2 separate regions of the Homo sapiens genome follow, and region 2 is linked to region 1. A link is an interaction called in ENCODE POLR2A ChIA-PET data of the cell type or tissue named here. Cell type or tissue: GM12878. All regions are shown on one strand. Links, peaks and the distances in the headings refer to the core of each region. The heading gives the core; the rest is flanking DNA. Region 1 overlaps PPP1R7 (protein phosphatase 1 regulatory subunit 7). Region 2 overlaps PASK (PAS domain containing serine/threonine kinase).

What was found. Peaks named below come from ENCODE experiments on the same cell type or tissue, not always from the same donor. Only the 100,000 strongest peaks of a DNase experiment are listed, where the experiment ranks them.
Region 2: POLR2A ChIA-PET joins it to region 1 with 10 read pairs; 13 of 35 experiments call an interaction of 5 or more read pairs at or near these places.

The regions. Positions count from the first base shown.
Region 1 is chr2:241,162,436-241,166,820 of GRCh38, reverse strand. It overlaps PPP1R7 (protein phosphatase 1 regulatory subunit 7), which reads right to left. Exons shown (of 10, transcript NM_002712.3): 7 at 3,420-3,536; 8 at 380-484. Among named protein-coding and RNA genes, the nearest start is that of PPP1R7, 14 kb to the right of the region's middle. RefSeq lists an enhancer at 1-79. In GM12878, for the core only: no CTCF peak of the experiment used is centred there; no DNase peak of the experiment used is centred there.
Region 2 is chr2:241,110,527-241,114,911 of GRCh38, reverse strand. It overlaps PASK (PAS domain containing serine/threonine kinase), which reads left to right. Exons shown (of 18, transcript NM_015148.4): 15 at 2,473-2,672. Among named protein-coding and RNA genes, the nearest start is that of MTERF4, 10 kb to the right of the region's middle. RefSeq lists enhancers at 3,214-3,263, 3,534-3,833. In GM12878, for the core only: no CTCF peak of the experiment used is centred there; DNase peaks (open chromatin) are centred at 2,111, 3,377 and 4,012; H3K4me3 peaks cover 2,104 bases; H3K27ac peaks cover 2,724 bases.

The DNA.
Region 1 (4,385 bases), core at 285-4,284:
CATACAGGGCCCTTTACGAGCAGGTTGGGTTTGTTTTTTTCAAATCTTGCAAAATGCCTGCAGTGCACAGTGGGTGTGCAATGGATGCTGCCCCATTGAGGAAGCCTAGGGAAGCCTGTGCTGAAATCCCACATAAAGCGTCAGCCCTTCAAGGCACACTCAGGGCAGAGGGCCAACAGGCACACACAGCTCCTGCACTTTTCAGTATGAGGAAAGGGTCCCTTAGTTTTTAGGATGGGAAGGTCTTTCTGATAAACCTCCAGAGGCAGGGCATCTTCCTGACACCGGCCCGAGAGGCCAGTGTGTGCTGGCTGGCCAGGTGCCTGCCCGCCTGGTGCCCACCGCCCACACAGCCCCAGACAGACAGTGGGTGTCTTACATTGTTCTCCAGGCCCTCGATGACCTCGATGCCATTGTGGCTAAGGTACAGCTCCCGCAGGTTCACCAGGTTCTGCAGACCCTCGATCTTGGTCAGCCGGTTGCTCTGCAAGAGGGAGAGCACACAGCTGTCAGAACAGTACAGAAGGTATGAAATGAAACGGTTTTTAGGAAACGAGGTTTTGTGTTATCTTGAAGAATTCTAAGAACAGAGAATTTCACTTAAAACATGCTAGAATGGGGCCGGGCGCGGTGGCTCATGCCTGTAATCCCAGCACTTTGGGAGGCCGAGTGGGGCAGATCACGAGGTCAGGAGATCGAGACCATCCTGGCTAACGTGGTGAAACTCCATCTCTACTAAAAATACAAAAAATTAGCCAGGTGTGATGATGGGCGCCTGTAGTCCCAGCTACTCGGGAGGCTGAGGCAGGAGAACGGCGTGAACCCGGGAGGCGGAGATTGCAGTGAGCCAAGATCATGCCACTGCACTCCAGCCTGGGCAACAGAGCGAGACTCCATCTCAAAAAAAAATATATATATATAAAGGGCTGGGCACGGTGGCTCACGCCTGTAATCCCAGCACTTTGGGAGGCCGAGGCGAGAGGATCATGAGGTTATGAGATCGAGACCATCCTGGCTAACACGGTGAAACCCCGTCTCTACGAAAAAAATACAAAAAAAATTAGCCGGGCGTGGTGGCGGGTGCCTGTAGTCCCAGCTACTTGGGAGGCTGAGGCAGGAGAATGGCGTAAACCTGGGAGGTGGAGCTTGCAGTGAGCCGAGATTGCACCATTGCACTCCAGCCTGGGTGACAGAGCGAGACTCCGTCTCAAAACGAACAAACAAACAAACAAAAAACATGCTAGAATGGGACTCATGTAGAGAGAAAAAGAGGATCAAAATTTTGAGCCTGCTGTACTGAGCTAAAATTCATGCATGGGAATTACATGTTTTTTATATAAAGAATTCATTGTTAGGCCAGGTGCAGTGGCTCTCACCTATAATCCCAGCACTTTGGGAGGCCAAGGCAGGAGGATCACCTGAGGTCAGGAGTTTGAGACCAGCCTGGCCAACATGGTGAAACCTGTCTCCACTAAAAATACAAAAAATTAGCCGGGCGTGGTGGTGCACACCTGTAATCTCAGCTCCTTGGGAGACTGAGGCAGGAGAATCGCTTGAACCCAGAAGCTGAGGTTGCAGTGAGCCGAGATTGCACCCCTGTGCTCCAGCCTGGGCAATAAGAGCGAAATTCCATCTCAAAAAAAAACCAAAAAAAAGAACTCATTGTTAAAAGATACATTTGGTGAAGGTTTACCTGATTTAATAATTTTAAAGTGTAAAAATTACTGAATATTTTAAAGTAAATTAATTATAATTTCTTTCTTTCTTTTTTTTGAGATGGACTCTCGCTCTGTCACCCAGGCTGGAGTGCAGTGGCACAACCTTGGCTCACTGCAATGTCCTCCTCCTGGATTCAAGCATTTCTCCTGCCTCATCCTCTTGAGTAGCTGGGATTACAGGCGCCCGCCACCATGCCTGGCTAATTTTTGTATTTTCAGTAGAGATGAGATTTCACCATGTTGGCCAGGCTGGTCTCAAACTCCTGACCTCAAATGAACCGCCTGCCTTGGCCTCCCAAAGGGCTGGGATTACAGGCGTGAGCCACCACGCCTGGCCTAAGAGCTTTTTTTTATATTTTTAATTTTTTTAGAGATGGGCTCTCACTATGTTGCCCAGGCTGGTCTTGAACTCCTGGGCTCAAGCGATCTGACCGCCTAGATCTCCCGAAGTGCTGAGGTTACAGGCATGAGCCACTGTACCAGGCCAAGAACTTTCTTAAAGAAGCCTGACAAACTTCTGCTTCACCAAGGGTTAAGAGCGGTTTCCACATGCCCCTCAGTATCAGTCGAAGGGATCAGGGATCAACTAACCATACCGGGCCTCGTCCCCAGAGCACTCTGTTCCATCTCGCTTCAAGGGTCCAATTCTGCTAATTTGCTTCCAACACAAAAGGTAAACAGGAGCCTAGGCACACCCAAGTGCTTACCAACTCCCAAATGCAGAAGTCTAACAGGGTTGATATTCTCTGTGCAATGGAAGGAATTGCTTTTACCATTGAGCCAAACACTTTAGAATTTAGAATAAGCTCCACCTTCTGAAGAAGTCCCCTTTGGCTAAAAACCATCTATGACTGCTACTGGGGCAGAAGGGGGAGGTGGGTGGGTGGAAAAAGCCAAAAACATGGCACTTAAGAAAGAAATTTTTTGGGAGGCCAAGGCAGGAGGTTTGCTTGAGTCCAGGAGTTCAAGACCACCCTGGGCAACATAGGGAAACCCCTTCTCTACATAAAATACAAAAATTAGCCAGGCATGGTGCTGTGTACCTGCAGTCCCAGCTACTTGGGAGGCTGAGGAGGGAAGATTGCTTGAGCCTAGGAGTGTGAGGCTATAGTGAGCTATGAATGCACTTGTCACTGCACTCCTGCCTGGATGACAGAGTGAGACCTTGTCTCTTAAAAAAAAAAGAAAGGCCACGAGTGGTGACTCATGCTTGTAAACCCAGCATTTTGGGTGGCCAAGGCAGGAAGATCACTTGAGGTCAAGAGTTCAAGACCAGCCTAGGCAACATAGTGAGACCTCATCTCTTCCATTCCTCACCCCCTTGACAAAATATTAGCTGAAGGTCGTGGTGCATGCCTGTAGTCCTACCGACTTGGTAGGCTGAGGTGGGAAGCTGGCTTGAGCCCAGGAGTTGGAGGCTGCAGTGAGCTATGACAGCACCACTGCACTGCAGCCTGAGTGACAGATAAAGACCCTGTTTCTAAAAAAGTGAAAAAAATAAATAAAAAATAAAAAAGAGAATCAAGTTTTTGCTTGGCACATGTGTGTATAAAGTCTATGGCATCTAATGTTTCAATTGCTTACTAATAGTGCAACGAAGTGCCAATTGTGAAGGCAGTGAAGGATAAAAACTAAGATTGTGTCCAGCAGCGCTGGCCCTGCCAGGGCTCGCAGGGAAGGGCGGCTCAGGAAGCTCCGTACCTGCATACTGAGGACTGTCAGGTTGGTGAGCGCATCCAGGTTCTGAAGTTTAGTAATTTTGTTTTTCCCCAAAAACAAACTCTCCAGGTTGGTTAAGGTGTCGATATTTTCGATTGCCTGTGGAAAGGACAGAACAGCAATGAGTACTGCAGTTGACAGGCTGCCCCAGGCAGCCAGCAGGTGCCTGGACCGGGGCAGAGCTATGTGGGCTTCAGCTCTGCGATGTGGGGCTAGTGACGTATCTGCTAAGACTTCCAGTGGAAATCCTACTTGAAGGTAGAATACAATAGTGGCGAGTCCAAGACTGTCTTGAGCTCATTCCCAACCCTCAGATTTCCTGGGGTGCTGAGGAACAGTCTCAGAACCCAAGGACCAGTAGATTCCCAAGTCCCTTCCAGTTCTAAATTTGTGAGCTGACACATTAAAATGTCCCCCTGTCGGGCGTGGAAATCCCAGCACTTTGAGAAGCTGAGGCAGGTGGATCACAAGGTCAGATAGAGACCATCCTGGCTAACACGGTGAAACCCTGTCTTTATTAAAAATACAAAAAAATTAGCTGGGCGTGGCGGCGGGTGCCTGTAGTTCCAGCTACTCCGGAGGCTGAGGCAGGAGAATGGCGTGAACCCAGGAGGCAGAGCTTGCAGTGAGCCGAGATTGTGCCACTGCACTCTAGCCTGGGCAACAGCACGAGACTCCGTCTCAAAAAAAAAAAAAAAAAGTCCTCCCAAGAGCCTCAGTCTCTACAGAAGAGAGGTACGGGGCACTCTGACCTCAAGTCTTTGAAATCCTGGGACCCTCACTTAGGATTCCTGGGGGGCCCTCACACCACAGCACTCTGCCCCTCTTGCCCAGTTTCCACACCCTCCTACATCACTCTTGCTGTGATCGTGTGCTCCTCTATTCAACCATAAACCTCCAGAGGCAGTGACCACGCTGCCCTGTCTGGTCTCCCCATGGTGACTTGCC
Region 2 (4,385 bases), core at 386-4,385, 52 kb after region 1:
GGAGTAGGATATATATTTTGAGAAGAAAATTCTATGATTGAAGTAGAGAAAGTGAGGTTGGGAAGGAAGGATGAGGCCAGATACAGTCCTGGAATGACTGAGAAAGTATGTTTAATGGTTAAGGTTTATTTACATACATAAAATATCCACAACAATCATAAAAATTAACCAGTAAGGGTTAGGATGCAGCCAGAGAGCGTCTCAAAGGCATGTGTGCGGCACAGCGGCCTGCAGGTTGTAAGTGCCCACTAAATGGTGGCTGTTGAGGTAATTAACCAGCAAAACTGAGATCCTGACATTCTCACTTTTCAGTAAGTATTTGTCTTGATCTGTTTCGTGTCTAATTACATATTGAACTTCGGCCATTATTTTATTGGAATGGGAGAGTGATGATCCAAATAGGAAGGCACCCTAGCAGAGGGACAGGGGGAAGAAACGGTAACTCGTGTTGGGTTTTAAGGAGAGGGTGGCGGTTCCATCCTGTACTGCTCCCAGCTCCCCCAGAAGAACTGGAGAAATACCAGCAAAGGGCTGTGTAGACAACTCACATTTGCTCTTGGATTGTTTGCTGGGGACAACTCGATTTCTAATGACAGCTTCCGTGAATCAACATTTCTTCCTTAAAGCTACACACTCTCGGGTTGTTGGGTTTCCGAAGTTTAGTTTCTCAGGCTCCTACTTGTAAGTTTCAGATATTATGGTTCTGCAAAAAAGGGTCACCTCTCTCCCTCTTCCTGTGTTGGAAGGTGACGTCCTCCCTTTAGTTTGTGGCCAACACTTGTTTCTGAAACTTTTTACAGCAAACAGAGTATCTGTATGAGGTTATGTTGAGGGTCGCTTGTTAAAAGCTGCTGCCTGACAGCTGTTAATTCTGGGGCTAGTGAGACACATAATTATGGTGTTTATACTCTAAAATTTTTGCCAAAAGAATCTCTACCCCTTTTGTAAATATATAGACATAAATGTTATTCTATGTAAATACAGATGCACAATTTTATAAAGTATATGATCGCACATCAATGTATGTAGGAATCATGCTGGTTCTCAGGGCATTGCCTGTCAGCTCCAGATTCATCAGGACCTGCTCAGCAGCGGGGTCGGGGAGCTGGGCCTGGGAACAGCCCTGGCTTGGTTCAGGCCGCTCCAGGGCAGCATGGCCAGTCCAGGGCACAGAAGCATCTGCAGGAAGAGCAGCTTTCTTCAAGTCGCTCTTTAGCCCTTTGTGGTTAATCTCTCAGTACTAGTTAATAAATCTTAATGAAACTTTCCATGTTCAAGTTCATGTGTGATTTCTGTCTCCTGATTGGATCCTGACTGATTTGTATATATCTACATATATATGTAAGTATGTATGCATGCATGCTTGTATATGTGTATTTATGTGTGTACCTATGTACAAGTATATGTTATGTGTATAGGTATGCACACGTGTGTATGCAGGTGTGTATATATGTGCACATGTATGTATCTAAATGTATGTATAAATATGCAGGTATGTATATATAAATATGCAGGTATGTATATATAAATATGCAGGTATGTATATGTTTGTATATATGTGTATAAATATGCGTATATTTATTAAATGTAAGTTAATCGGGCTTAGCTAACCTGTGATTATTGCTCCTGATTTGAAAGATACTCATTTGTAAATATAAATTTGTCTCAAAAGATCAACATGATACATCCATGAAGTCACTAAGTTGATTGGTATAATGGGTGTCCAAATTATGACAGTCAGACGTTTAATTCATCCTAGTTGAGCTAAACTGAAAGGCCGATGTTGCTGGCCTCTGTTATTGGAGAGGCAGAGTGGGCAGGCAGTGGAGCACTGCAGCTGCACCTCCGTGGGAACGAAGCCCGTTTCCAGTGTAACTGCTTTAAGTCTGCATCATTGAGTAGCCACACATTTGGGGAAAGGATGGCTGATACGTCATGCTGCTCTCTGAGAAGCCACTGAGGCTGTGCTCCCAGCTCTGCCCCAAATTGCTGCCTGAACTCTGGGCAAGTCACTTTCCCTCCCTGTGAGCTGAGGTTATCGACTTGGTGCTTTCTCTTGGGTACTTCCCACTTAACACCAAACCTGCACCCATTCACTTGCCCACCATGAGTGTCTTTGAGCTGTGGCTTTGTGGCCTGTCTTTCCTCCTGAAATAGGCATGGTGTGCGTTGGTGGGGGCGAGTGTCTGCTGGGAAGCTTTTCTCAGCAGCAAACAGAACTCACGAGTCTCATTGATGTTGCCACCTTGCCGGCTAACGTGGCCATCCCCAGTGAACACGCCTCCTGAAGGGCTTTGTTTCCTGTTTGCTTCCAATCATATCTTCAGCATTGAAAAATCTTTCCTGTCCCCAGTTCATTATGAGTCGGAGGTTTATTTTTTCTTTGTGTTTTTTTTTGTTCCAGTTTATTTTAAATGCATATTTTAGTTGAATTGCTTTTTTAAAAAGCCCCCTCTGGCCTCCTGATTCCAGCTAGTGTCAGCAGTGGGATACCTGCGCTTGAAGGACATCATCCACCGTGACATCAAGGATGAGAACATCGTGATCGCCGAGGACTTCACAATCAAGCTGATAGACTTTGGCTCGGCCGCCTACTTGGAAAGGGGAAAATTATTTTATACTTTTTGTGGGACCATCGAGTACTGTGCACCGGAAGTTCTCATGGGGAATCCGTACGTATGCGGCTGCGGTGCGGCCCGTCCTCGTGTCCTCTGTCAGGACCCTGAGGGTGGCTTGATTTTGGGTGGGAAAATGGCTTCCTTTGTGCCTCTTTGTGATGAGTGTTGAGTGGTCAGGGTGATATGCTGGAAAGTAAGTGGGCAGGCAGGCAAGGTCATATTGGGCAAAGGCACTGGGCGATGGATATAGGAGTTAATAATTTTATTTTCTCAGCTTTTATTTGTTTGGAGTTTCATATAATAAAAAGCCAAGAAAAATATTGAAGAGTCCCCCAAAATGGCACTCTTCAAATAAGTGAAGAGGATTCTTTTTAGTTAGGTTTATTTATTTTGATGACAGGAATAATATCTATTTCAATAAAATACCGCGGGGCTGACCATACAAGAAATCAAGCACTAGAGAAAGTCCCGAGGCAGAGGATTCGTGCTGAAGGTGGAGCCCTTGGCTGGAGGGGCTGTCGCTGACCAGCCAGACTCCATGTCACTGGAGTGGGCCAGCTGAGCCTCTGCTCTGCTGTGGGGAGAAGCGGCGTCCTTGGGTGTGTGGCTGAGTTTGCATCTCTGCAGTCTGGGGAGCCTGTGAGTCGGGGGCCGGCCTGGGCAGGGCCTCCTCTCGGGGGACTTTAGAGAGGAAAGCAAAACGGAAAGGAAGATTGTGGTTCATTTGTAGGGCCTGAGTGGAGACTGTCTGCTGACGTGCCCGATCACTGTCTCATCTGCCTGTAAACCAAATGTGTCTATGTGTATGAAATAGACTTTATTAAGTCAGAAATAGATAGCAGGTGTTTTCCACTAACACCTACATGTATTTTAGAGAGGTGTGGTTGGAATGCATCTCTAGGTGAGTTCATGGTTAGAGAGTCGGATGATCACAGCACTGCTTGGACCCTCCTGGCCCTCTGCTGCAGTGCTCTGCTGCACCGCCCATATCTGCTCCATGTGGTTCTCTAGGAGGGAAGCTGATGCTGCCCCCACAGGAGAGGCACACGGGGTCCCTCACAGACCTGCTGCACCTGACCTGGTGGCCTGAGGCCAGGGCATTTGCTCGCAGTCACGCACGAGCTCCATGCCGTGCCTTGGGCTCTCGGGAGGGCCTCAGCATTGGGGAGAGGAGTGGCTGGGCTCTGGATCCTGGTGTCTGCTTAGGCCATATTTCATTAGGAGGTGCAGGTTCCAGGCTGCACACCCTGAGTCCTCAGAGCCCAGCAGCCTCAGCCTGCGCCAACCTCTCCATGCCAGGCAGCGTTGAGCTCTTCTGGGCCTGGATGCCCTGTGTGCAGAGTATGGAGGAAGTGAAAATGGGCTCTTCCCCGCTAGAACCTCCATGCATCTTCAGAGCCACCAAACAGCGTGAAATATCGAAGGGGGTTGGTCTAAGAAGGGCCGTGGAGTTTCCCTTCAGATCTAGTTTGGTTGCCCTAGAGCCTGGTGGGCGCTGGTGGGCTCTGCCTGCCCTGCAGTGGTTGTCGTGCCCTCCGTGCTGGAGGGAACTGCCTGTCCCCTGTCCACTGACCCATGATGCCTGCTGCATGGCTTGTCACCCCTTCCTGTACCCAGGCCGTGAAGCTTGGGGAGGGTGCAGGGGGGATCCAACCTGGGCGAGAGCTCAGTGCTGCTTGGCCACCTTGGCCCTGCCTCCCAGAGCTGTGGCTCCCACCCTCTCCCTGAGCGCCTGCCCTGCCAGGGCTCTGCCCTGCCTCCTGGCCT